Regions from separate parts of the Homo sapiens genome. Here region 2 is linked to region 1. Evidence: read pairs that join two places in POLR2A ChIA-PET (ENCODE). Cell type or tissue: CD4-positive, alpha-beta T cell. All regions are shown on one strand. Each heading gives the region's core, and the rest is flanking DNA. Links, peaks and the distances in the headings are about the cores only.

Evidence for each region. Peaks named below come from ENCODE experiments on the same cell type or tissue, not always from the same donor. Only the 100,000 strongest peaks of a DNase experiment are listed, where the experiment ranks them.
Region 2: POLR2A ChIA-PET joins it to region 1 with 10 read pairs; 14 of 35 experiments call an interaction of 5 or more read pairs at or near these places.

Annotation. Positions count from the first base shown.
Region 1 is chr6:26,566,757-26,572,136 of GRCh38, forward strand. It overlaps TRY-GTA1-1 (tRNA-Tyr (anticodon GTA) 1-1), which reads left to right and starts at 2,102; the gene lies at 2,102-2,192. It overlaps LOC105374988 (a long non-coding RNA gene), which reads left to right and starts at 2,568. Exons shown (of 2, transcript NR_134611.1): 1 at 2,568-2,780; 2 at 5,272-5,380. It overlaps TRA-AGC11-1 (tRNA-Ala (anticodon AGC) 11-1), which reads right to left and starts at 5,180; the gene lies at 5,108-5,180. RefSeq lists an enhancer at 2,644-2,773. In CD4-positive, alpha-beta T cell, for the core only: a CTCF peak has its summit at 2,575; DNase peaks (open chromatin) are centred at 1,475, 2,075, 2,515, 3,865 and 2 weaker places; H3K4me3 peaks cover 1,641 bases; H3K27ac peaks cover 769 bases.
Region 2 is chr6:26,471,192-26,476,571 of GRCh38, forward strand. LOC285819 (a long non-coding RNA gene) reads right to left here. Exons shown (of 4, transcript NR_038992.1): 3 at 4,961-5,380; 4 at 753-1,002. It also overlaps a transcript of BTN2A1 not described here. Among named protein-coding and RNA genes, the nearest start is that of BTN2A1, 16 kb to the left of the region's middle. RefSeq lists an enhancer at 2,644-2,693. In CD4-positive, alpha-beta T cell, for the core only: no CTCF peak of the experiment used is centred there; DNase peaks (open chromatin) are centred at 1,890, 2,720, 3,060 and 4,110; H3K4me3 peaks cover 2,543 bases; H3K27ac peaks cover 4,374 bases.

The sequences.
Region 1 (5,380 bases), core at 96-5,095:
CCGACCACTACGACCCGCTAATTTTTGTATTTTTTGTAGAAACAGGGTTTCACCATGTTGGCCATGGCTGATCTCGAACTCCTGGTCTCAAGAGACTTAGCTGCCTCAGGCTCCCAAACTGCTGAGATTACAGGCCTGAGCCACCAAGCCCGGCCTAGTTTACTATTTATTGATTAGGGTAGTTTTTCAGCTTTGTAAGGGAACGTCGTGATGTGGTGATGCAAATGAACTTCGTCTGATATTTAGTTATTTTCCGTCCTGTAGAAACAGTACAGTTTTATTGTCCTGTAAGGCAGTTTCCAGTTCTCTACCTCACTTAGCAATGTTAATTTACAGCATTGCTTCTTTCAGTGACTATCAATAAATTCTTCGATCCAGTTTTACCAGTTTTACCATCTTGATGATTCCCTCATTAGTGAATTAAACCTTTGACAAGTGTTTATTTCATATTCGTATATGAATCATGCATTTAACCGTTTGAAAAGTGTATTTTGACCAAATGTATAAAAGTAAATACATCTGTGAAATAGGATAACTTATTCAGGCAATTGAGGTTGGAGAGGAGATAAAACATTACATTTAATTCATCGAGACTCGCCCCACTCAAATAAATGTTTCATGGACTTGAGGAGATTAATGGCCAAGTTAAATGTACTTTCAATTTTTGTTCAGAAAAGAAAAAAAAAATCTGTGTGCCATAAAGGAGTGAACATTGGGCTCAATGGCCTACTTGCACAAGAAGGATCATTTGCCCTGTGCATGTTTCATTATATGACAAGGTAATTATCTTTAATGGAACATGAAAAAGAATGAAACAGATTTTTTTTTCTCTTTTCTTTTTTTTTTTTTTTTTTTTTTTTTTGAGACGGAGTCTTGCTCTGTGGAGTGGCTGGAGTGCGGTGGCAACATATCTGCTCACTGCAACCTCTGCCTCCTAGGTTGCAGTGATTCTCCTGCCTCGGCCTCCCGAGTAGCTGGGATTACAGGCGCCCACCACCACCACGCCCGGCTGATTCTTGTAGTTTTAACAGAGACAGGGGTGTCACCATTTTGGCCAGGTTGGTCTCGAACTCCTGACCTCAGGTGATCTCCCCGTCTCGGCCTGCTGAAGTCCTGGGATTACAGAGGTAAGTCACCGCGCCGGGCCATAATGAAACAGATTTCGGATGCCAGATTCCACCACAAGTGGATTTTTTCATTAACAAGGGAGGATAATAGCTATTCTGAGCTTCAGAGTCATAGAAAGCTAGACAAGAATCTTACACTTTGCAAAACTAATATTTGAAATGATATTACCTTGTGTTAATCATTTAAAAATGTATCATTTTAGCACACCCATGGATAGGTTTTTGCTGAGTTAAGAATTAATGTGATGGCCAGCTGCTGTGGGCTCACGCCTATGATCCTAGGGCTTTAGAAGGCCAAAACGGGCGGATCACTTGAGGCCAAGAGTTCGAGACCAGCCTGGCCAACATGGCAAAAATCACAACTCTACTAAAAATATAAAAATTAGGCGGGCGTGGTGGCTTGCGTTTGTAATCCCAGCTGCTCGAAGGCTGAGGCGGGAGAACGGGAGAATCGCTCGAACCTGGGAAGCGGAGGTTGCAGTGAGCCGATATCGCGCCACTGCACTCCAGCCCAGGCGACAGAGCGAGACTCTGTCTCAAAAAAAAAAAAAAAATTATTATGCTTTCGAAGTTGCATTATTTAGCCTGCTCTTCCTTCTCTTCCTCCTGTCAGTTATCTCAATAAAATCCCATTAAAATTGCATTGTTAAAGTGTTTCAAATTCTATTTTTAGGTAGAGGTTAAAATTGGTTATATAATGCATTCATCACAACAAAAGATGGTCATTGCTAAATTCTTATCAGTTCCTTGTGCCTCCTTAACATTTTATGTTTCTTTTTGTAAACTAGTGAGGGTGGTGCTCCCGTTTTCTCCCTGTTTCAGAGAAAAGGGCCTCTGAATATCAGTCAGTTCCGAAGGGGTAGTGGATGTCAAAAGAACATCAACGACGCAGGTAAACAGGACGACAAGCATCCACGATTGCCCAACCTTCCGCAGAGATGGCATCCCCAGCGGGAAGTGAAAGTCGTGTGAATCCTTCGATAGCTCAGTTGGTAGAGCGGAGGACTGTAGTTGGCTGTGTCCTTAGACATCCTTAGGTCGCTGGTTCGAATCCGGCTCGAAGGAGTTCACAATTTTTTTTTTTTGCGTAAGTTTTAAAATTCATTCTCAGAAATGCGTATTTCACTTATACATATCCTCGATAAGAATCTATTTAAAACTATTCTGGATGTGCAGTGAATCTCTTTAATTTTTTATTATTCTCCGTAACAATTTTTAACACGCGCCATCAAGACTTCATCCCTATAATTCGTATAATCCAACCCTCTTAGAAGCCCTGGGCACTGAGGAAGTGAATCAGACACTGGTCCACTGGGCTAGAGATCCACAGAGGCGTCTCCACCCCTCAACCCCGGATCCACAGCCGGGGGAAAGGGGCGGCTGGTGGGAATTACTCGGAGCAACTGGTAATTGGTGGGGCACGCGCGTGCCCTGGTGTTCAGAGTTCTGAATCGTTGCGAGTCAGTTACAAGCTGAACCACTAGCGTCTGAACCCTATACATCTGAAGCCGGGATGAAATTCAGGAGTTCTATTCCCCCTTCTCCTTTTAATTGTCATGGTGGTGTCTTTCGACCCTAGCAGAGAATATGTGGTCGATATTAGAATCACCTGGGGAGATTTTACAAAGCATCTATGCTTGGGTTTCTTTGGAGGTAAGATTCAGGTATTGTAGTTTCAAAAGCTCACCAGCTGACTTTCCTGTACTGCAAGTTTTGAAAAACACTGGTAGAAGAGAATCATTTTAGGAGAAAATAGTACATAAGGGAAAAAATGGACAGGATTTCCTACCCACATAGGGAATTAGCTCACAAAGTAGAGATCTGGCATAACAGTGGTACATATTTGCTAATTTTGTGCCAATCTAATTACAATATATTAATCCCATTGTACCCTTTTGTGTCTCAAAAATGTGATCCCAGATACCTATGGAAGAGTTCTTAATGACAAATATCTTTGTCTAGATCAAAGTAAGGAAGCGTTTTCTGAGGATTTTGTGCCTGGTAATTTCTTGTATGTTCCTTCCCATGTTTCCAAACTTTTATTCTTTATGAAAATAATTCTCAAACTTGGATATCAGAACCACCTGGAAAACTAACAAAAAACACAGAAGCCCAGGCTTATTGAATTAGGGTGGTGGTTGGAGAGCCCTGCCCAAAACGCATTGGAAGCCACTCCTATTAAGGGCTGGAGATGGATCTAAACTGATAGCTCCCCCATGAACTTGCTTTTTGAAAGCTGGTTGGGGGCAAAAGAAAAATGGCCTTTTGTTTGTGGTTTTTTGAGACGGAGTCTCGCTCTGTCGCCCAGCCTGGAGTGCAGTGGCTCCATCTCAGCTCACTGCAACCTCCACCTTCCGGATTCGAGAGATTCTCCCGCCTCAGTCTCCCGAGTAGCTAGGATTACAGGCGTCCGCCACCACGCCGGGCTAATTTTTGTGTTTGTGGTAGAAACGGGGTTTCACCATGTTGGCCAGGCTGGTCTGGAACTCCTGACTTCAGTTGATCCACCAACCTCGGCCTCCCAAAGTGCTGGAATTTCAGGCGCAAGCCACCGCACCCAGCCAGAAAACAAAACAAAACAAAACAAAACAAATAGGTATTTTCAAAGGTAATGTTTGGGGCTTGAATGCAACATTTGTTAAATAGTCCTGGACTAAGCTTCTTGCCAAGGCACAATAGATTTCAGTCCAGATAGATTCTCTGTCACAATTCTCCTCCTATGTGCCAGCACCAGTAACAGCAGCAGACCCCCCCACCCCACCCTCCGGCAAGATATAGCAAGATGACTTCAGAAGAGGAAGAGTGAACGTCAAAACAAAACAAAACAAAAACCCTCAAACATACCTACATACCCTTTGGCTCTCCATCATTTTATTTTTATATATTTTATTTATTTTTTTCGAGACGGAGTTTCGCTCTTGTTGCCCAGGCTGGAGTGCAGTGGCCCGATCTCGGCTCACTGCAACCTCCGCCTTCCGGTTTCAAGCCATTCTCCTGCCTCAGCCTCCGGAGTAGCTGGGATTACAGGCATGCGCAACCACGTCGGGCCAATTTTTGTGTTTTTAGTAAAGACGAGGTTTCACCATGTTGGCCAGGCTGGTCTCGAACTCCTGACCTCGTGATCAGCCTGCCTCGGCCTCCCAAAGTGCTCGGATTACAGACGGGAACCACCACGCCTGGCCCATCCACCATATTATTGAGATAATGGGAGTGCCTTTGTTACAATTGTAACAACTTAAGGTGGTCCTCAATAGGTCGGACATGTAGGAAATAGATTCCAAGAATAAAAATGTAATTTTAAAAATCTTTTAAAATTTGTGATACAGGGCCAGGCGCGGTGGCCCACGCCTGTAATCCCAGCACTTTGGGAGGCCGAGTCGGGTGGATCACTAGATGTTAGGAGTTCGAGACCAGCCTGGCCAACAAGGTGAAAGCCCGTCTCTACTAAAAATGTGCCGGTGTGGTGGCGCACAGCTGTAATCCCGGCTACTCCAGAGGCTGAGGCACAAGAATCGCTTGAACCCGGGAGCCGGAGGTTGCAGTGAGCCGAGATCGTGCCACTGCACTCCAGACTGGGCGACGGAGTAAGTCTGTCTCAAAAAAAAAAAAAAAAAAAAAAAAGGAAAAGAAAAAAATTTGTAATACGTCCTCAGTCTGCTGTGATAAAAATGTAATACATAAATGATCGAAGTGTATAATAGATTTGCCAATGCACCTGGCAGAGGCCAACACTCAGAACTGAAAATAGTGAGAGAAATTCGAAGTACCCAGCTCTGTCTACGATAGAACAATCTGAGGACTAGGGAACCACCGAGTAGATGGGTTTTCATGGGTGGTGAGAGAATCTTGAGCTTGAAGGAAAGACCACCCCCATTATGATACGGGAGTGTGTTGTTAGCTGCTTATGTGTCAGCAAGATATTCATGGAAAGATAGGAGTAAAGGCCAAAGGGTAAGGTGGGAGAGGAAACCACATAAAACTGGAGAATGCGGGCATCGATCCCGCTACCTCTCGCATGCTAAGCGAGCGCTCTACCATTTGAGCTAATTCCCCGTGTGGGAAAACGTCTCTTATATCCTTTACCCTCTTTGATATCTGGAAGTAATTCAGGACTCTCGCTATTTCAATTGACTTTCGTCACTAGCCAATAGGAAAAAAATGAAGAACTGTGTACAATGGTGACTAAAGAGCCTCAGCATGACTTCCGCCCCTCAGCGCCATCTATAACCTGTTTTACCATGTCGGATCCCGTC
Region 2 (5,380 bases), core at 189-5,188, 95 kb before region 1:
GAAAACAGGGTTGTTTATGTGCATGTTTTAGTCTGCCCAGACAGCTATGACAAATATACCAAGACTGAGTCGTTTATAAACAACCAAAATTTTTTTTCTTGCACTCTGGGGGCTGGGAAATGTAAGACCAAGGCACCAGCAGTTTGGTAACTGGTAAGAGCCTGCATCCTTGTTCACAGCCTTTTAAATGTGTCCTCATATGGCAAAGGAGAAAAGTAGATCTTTGGTTTTTGTCCCAAGAAACTGGAAAGATGGGCCGGGCACGGTGGCTCACGCCCGTCATCCCAGCACTTTGGGAGGCCAAGGCAGGTGGATCACTTAAGGTGAGGAGTTCGTGAACAGCCTGGCCAACATGGTAAAACCCTGTCTGTACTAAAACCCAGAAGGTGGAGGTTGCAGTGCACCACTGCACTCTAGCCTGAGTGGCAGAGTGAGACTCTCAAAAAAGAAAAGAGAGAGAAGGAAGGAAGGAAAGGAAGGAAGGAAGGAAGGAAGGAAAAGTAACTGGAAAGATGAAGTTGTTAATTTCTGAGATGGGGAAACGGAGAGACAAGGAGCAAGACGGGAGTGGTACAGAACCAAAGGTTCAGTTGTGGATACATTAAGGTTGAGGAGTCTATATTAGAGATGCACATGGAGATGCAGAGTAGTCCATTGAATAACCAAGAGTCCAGGTGAGACCTCAAGGCTGGAGATAGAGATTCCATACTCAACTTTCCTATATGTTTGAAGAGTTTCATGATACACTGTAGTGGGTAGAGGGAAGAATTGTATTTTGTTATTAATAACAGTCCTGAATATCATTGGCTTTGACAAAATGAGGACTTCTTTTCATGTCAATAAATATGGATGGTGGCCATCAAGGGCTGATCTGAGAGCTTGAAATGTCATACATGCCCCAGCTTAGTTCTGTCTTTATTTTCTTCTGTCTTAGCATGTGGCTTGCATCTTCAATGTTGCCTCATGGTCACAAAAGGGCTGCCCAGCTCCAAAGTCCATATTCTAGATAAGAGGAAGTAGAAAGTAAGGGGAGTGTAAGGGTCTACCAGCTGTTTTAGCCTCCCCTTAAATAATCTGTCTGATAAACTTCCACCCTCAAGCAATTGGCTCAAACTTAGTCCCTTGGCTTCCCCTGTCTACAAATGAGATGGACACCTTGCAATAAGAAAATGGGATTTTATTACTGAGAAAAGTAGATCTGTTATTGAACAAGCAGCCAGCCAACTCTACCACAGAGCCTAAATTCAAACTGTTGTAGTATCATTTTCTACCAGCCAAGGTTTCAGCTAAGTCCTAGGAGTTTTAATTACTTTAAGGGTCTGTTTTATAACATAAACAAATGATAGGCCTTTATATTTTATTTGTGACCCAACTAAAGTTGCAAGTGCTAGTGATACAGGATTTTTATTTGTCACTTTGCAAGCAGGGGACCTCTGGCCAGCAACACCCCACCCAAGCCTCGCTTGGCTAAACTGGCATGCCCCAGCTCACCTGTGTTATAGCTTATACCCACGTTCAGCAGTTCCTGAGCTCTTGTACCATGCCCAAGAAGAATGAGGATACACTAGACGTTGAAGGGTGAGGAGGGCTGAGAAGAATTTTATCAAGCGACTGAACAGCTCTCAGCAGAGAGGGGATGCTGGCACCCCTACCTGAAGGCAGGAAAGCTCCCCCTGTGTGGCTGGGTCCAGGCCTGTTTTATGGACTCAGAATGGGAAGTGTGTGCTGAATGGTTTGTGAGTATGCAAAAAAGGTTAAAGTGAAGACACCACTCAAAGATGGCCACAACAGTGTAAAAAAACAATTAGGAAAGTGTGGGTATATGGAAAGTAGTTGAAGGGTGGGGACCAATCAGAGGAAAGTGCACCAAACAGGAAGACAAGTTCTCAACAAGTTCTCAATTTGGGCTGAGGATTTACCTTGTAGTTTGGCTTTCAGGCTTTAAACTGTCTTCAGCTTGGAGGTGGGGTATCACTGGGGACCCATTGCTACCTGCCTAGGCATCTGACTGCCTCCTGTCTGCTATCACTAGGTCCCAAGGTTTGTAGCAAGGACCCCTTACAAAGACATCCCCCACAGTCTACCCAAAGGTTAACCTTAGAACATATTTCATTGTCAGAGTGAGAAACAAATACACATGAAAATACAGTATGGCACAAATAAGGAGCAAGAGGTGAAGAAAGCTTCAGTCACACCCAAAATAATTTTGTGAAAAATATAAAATATGCAGTTATAGACAGCACTAACTCTGGATACCAGAAAATTCTATAATTCGGTAATGGATCTGAGACCTGAATTTTGGAGGTACTAAAATAGATGCAATAGATCTAGTTTTCATTATGTTCATACTTTCATTTGGCTCTGTGGTAAAAGATGATAATATCCAAAACAAAAGATGATAATATCCTCCATGTAACAATTACATGCAAGGGGATGTCTGCAAACTGCCACAGTATCATTTTAATTAATACCTATCTTCTCTTCTTAAAATCTTTTCATTTTTCCACTCAGTTCTCCTGATATTTCTGTTATGATATAAAAGACAGCTGAATGTGAAGAAACACTGATTGTACACGTAACACACACATTAATGATTCAAATATGTAAACACAGAGAGCTGCAAACACTTTGAGAGGTAGGGCTGAAACTTTTCGTCAATGTGTACAATTCAATATCGTTTCAGTTTTCATTCTAACCGTCCCCAGTGGCTTCTGCCCAGCAACTGATGAGAAATGGTACCTCTGAGCCAATCAAAACACGAATTCCTACAAAGAGGATTCTCTTAGTGTTTCTCGGACCGAGTGTACAGCACATGCTTTCTTTTCCTTTATTCTGGATCAGAGAATCTTAACTAAAGCAGAAATAATTGTGTTAAATTAAACTAAATTTGGTATGAGATATGTATACATTTAGCCTGAGGGATGGCTCTTGAGCCCTTAAATAATGAACTGCAACCTAACTTAGTATGTAAACTAACTGAAAGCTTAAGGCATGGGAGTATACTTTTGTAACAAATAGCTGAGTCTCAGCCAATCCCAGTAGCCGAACTTCAGTCGGCGGCAGTCAACCCTGCAGCCAAGTGATCAGACTATGTTCAAATAAGGCCAACTCTGAGCTGTAACCAATTAAGCTGTTTCTGTGTGTCACTTCCCTTGTGGAATGGAGCTCACTGAACCTCTCTGATGGCTGCCCGATCGTTCTGATGGTTTGCAAATTGTTCTTTGTTCAAATTAAACCCTGCTAAATTTAATTTGTCTAAAGTTTTTATTAACAACAGAAAACTATTGATTACCTTTTTTTGTGGGCTATGATTTTCAGATAGGAATATTAAGGAGTAAGTGGGGAAAATTGCTTAGAGCCAGGGCTACAAGGCCTGGAAGAAAAGGGACTGAAAAGCTGAGAGGGGAACTGGCACAGAGAAAGGGGTGAGGATGGAGAGGGTAGAATGCAAAGAGTAAGGACCTGAAGAGGCTGAGATTTGGCTGAAGAGGGACAACCTGAATAGAGAAACCTTCCAACTGCATGTTCTTAGGAACTAATTACAGTCAGAAAGGAGCAAAGACTCCTTTTTTTTTTTTTTGTCAGAGTCTCACTGTTGCCCAGGCTGGAGTGCAGTGACACAATCTCGGCTCACTGCAGCATCCACCTTCCCAGCCAAGCAATTCTCTGGCCTCAGCCTCCGGAGTAGCTGGGAATACAGGCATACGCCACCACACCTGGCAAATTTTTTGTATTTTTAATAGAGACGGGGTTTCACCATGTTGGCCAGGCTGGCCGGCCAGGCTGGTACTGAACTCCTGACCTCAAGTGATCCACCCACCTTGGCCTCCCAAAGTGCTGTGATTACAGGCATGAGCCACTGCCCCCAGCCAGGAGACGAAAAGACTCCTAAAATATCTCCTGGTTATGTTTAGGAACATATTCCAAAAGGTTCTAAAAAGAGATGTGCCTTAAAGATTCATATGTATATTGTAAATTTTCAACTCCATATTTTCTAGATGTCCCCAACATCCCCACAACAGCCCGTCAACACCCTGCCCAGGTGACCAAGTACACCAGTGCAACAGGGCTGGTTCCTGCCTGCTTGCCCTTGCTTAACTGTGACCTAGTGACCTCCTCCCATCTTTTGATCTTTATTCCTCTAGTTCACTTCCTTTGTCACTATCTCTCCACCCACACCTACTTGCCTTAATCACCTTAACAGCAAAGGCTGAATTATTGTAAACAAAAGGAGTCTGTCTTTTTAGTGCATGGGTCCCCAAGTATGTATATATGAATATGCAATGAACCCCAGGATACTAAGCTTCACTTAAGGATTTTTTCCTACAAGGACTCAGCTGTCACATTTGGGGGCATTTTGTTTTGTTTTGTGAATGTTTAACCAAGCTAATGGAGGAACTATTGGTACAATGAACTCAAAAAATGTACAGGATCAGCAGGGCATAGTGGCTCACGCCTGTAATTTCAGCACTTTGAGAGGCTGAGTTGGGAGGATCACTTGAGCCCAAAAGTTCAAGATCAGACTGGGAAACATAGTGAGACTTCATCTCTAAAAAATTAAAATAAAATAAAATAAATACAAGGAAAAAAGAAAAATGTACTGGATTGAGGGGAAAAATTTATGATGCAAACAGAAGAGCATTTATGATTGAAGTGAGAGAAGGATAATGGGGGAGGATGGTGAAAGAACATCAATCTAAATTTATATTTAAATTTACATGAATCCAGTGCAGGCAGCATCTCAGGGGAGGGAGGAGTCTATTTTTCTGTTGATTTCCTGGGCTAAATTCCTGACTGACTCATTGCTGAAAGTAAATAACATATTATTATAGTTGAAAGATTTTTTTTTAGTGTAGTGATTTCAAACTGTGCTCATTTATATGCAACCCATGAACGCCTCCCTTCTCCTATGTCTCCTTTTGAGTTGTAGGGCCAGTTTGAAGCTTTATATATCATTTACCAAACTTAGGGTGGTGAGTGGGTGCTGATGGCAGCCTGGTTTGAAAATCTCCACTGGAGAGAAGACACAGCAGGATTCAGATGCAAATGACCAGAGCACTCCAAGTTGGAAAGAACTGCTGAGCGGGTCTGTAGAGCCCATCGCTCTCTCCTGTCTATTCATCAGCTAGGCTGAAGCTCCTGACAGACTCACACCAGTATCTTGCTGCTCCAGAAAGGTCGAAGATGGCAGTTTTCCCAAACTCCGGCTTGCCCAGATGTCTGCTCACCCTCATTCTTCTCCAGCTGCCCAAGCTGGTTTCAGATAGGTCTCTCTCTCTGGCCTGCAGAGTTAAAACATCTCAATAAATATAAAGTATAAAAAGAAGCTGGAGCCCAACCACTTCGGCACATGTTCACAGGATCTCGGGGCTGTGTCACA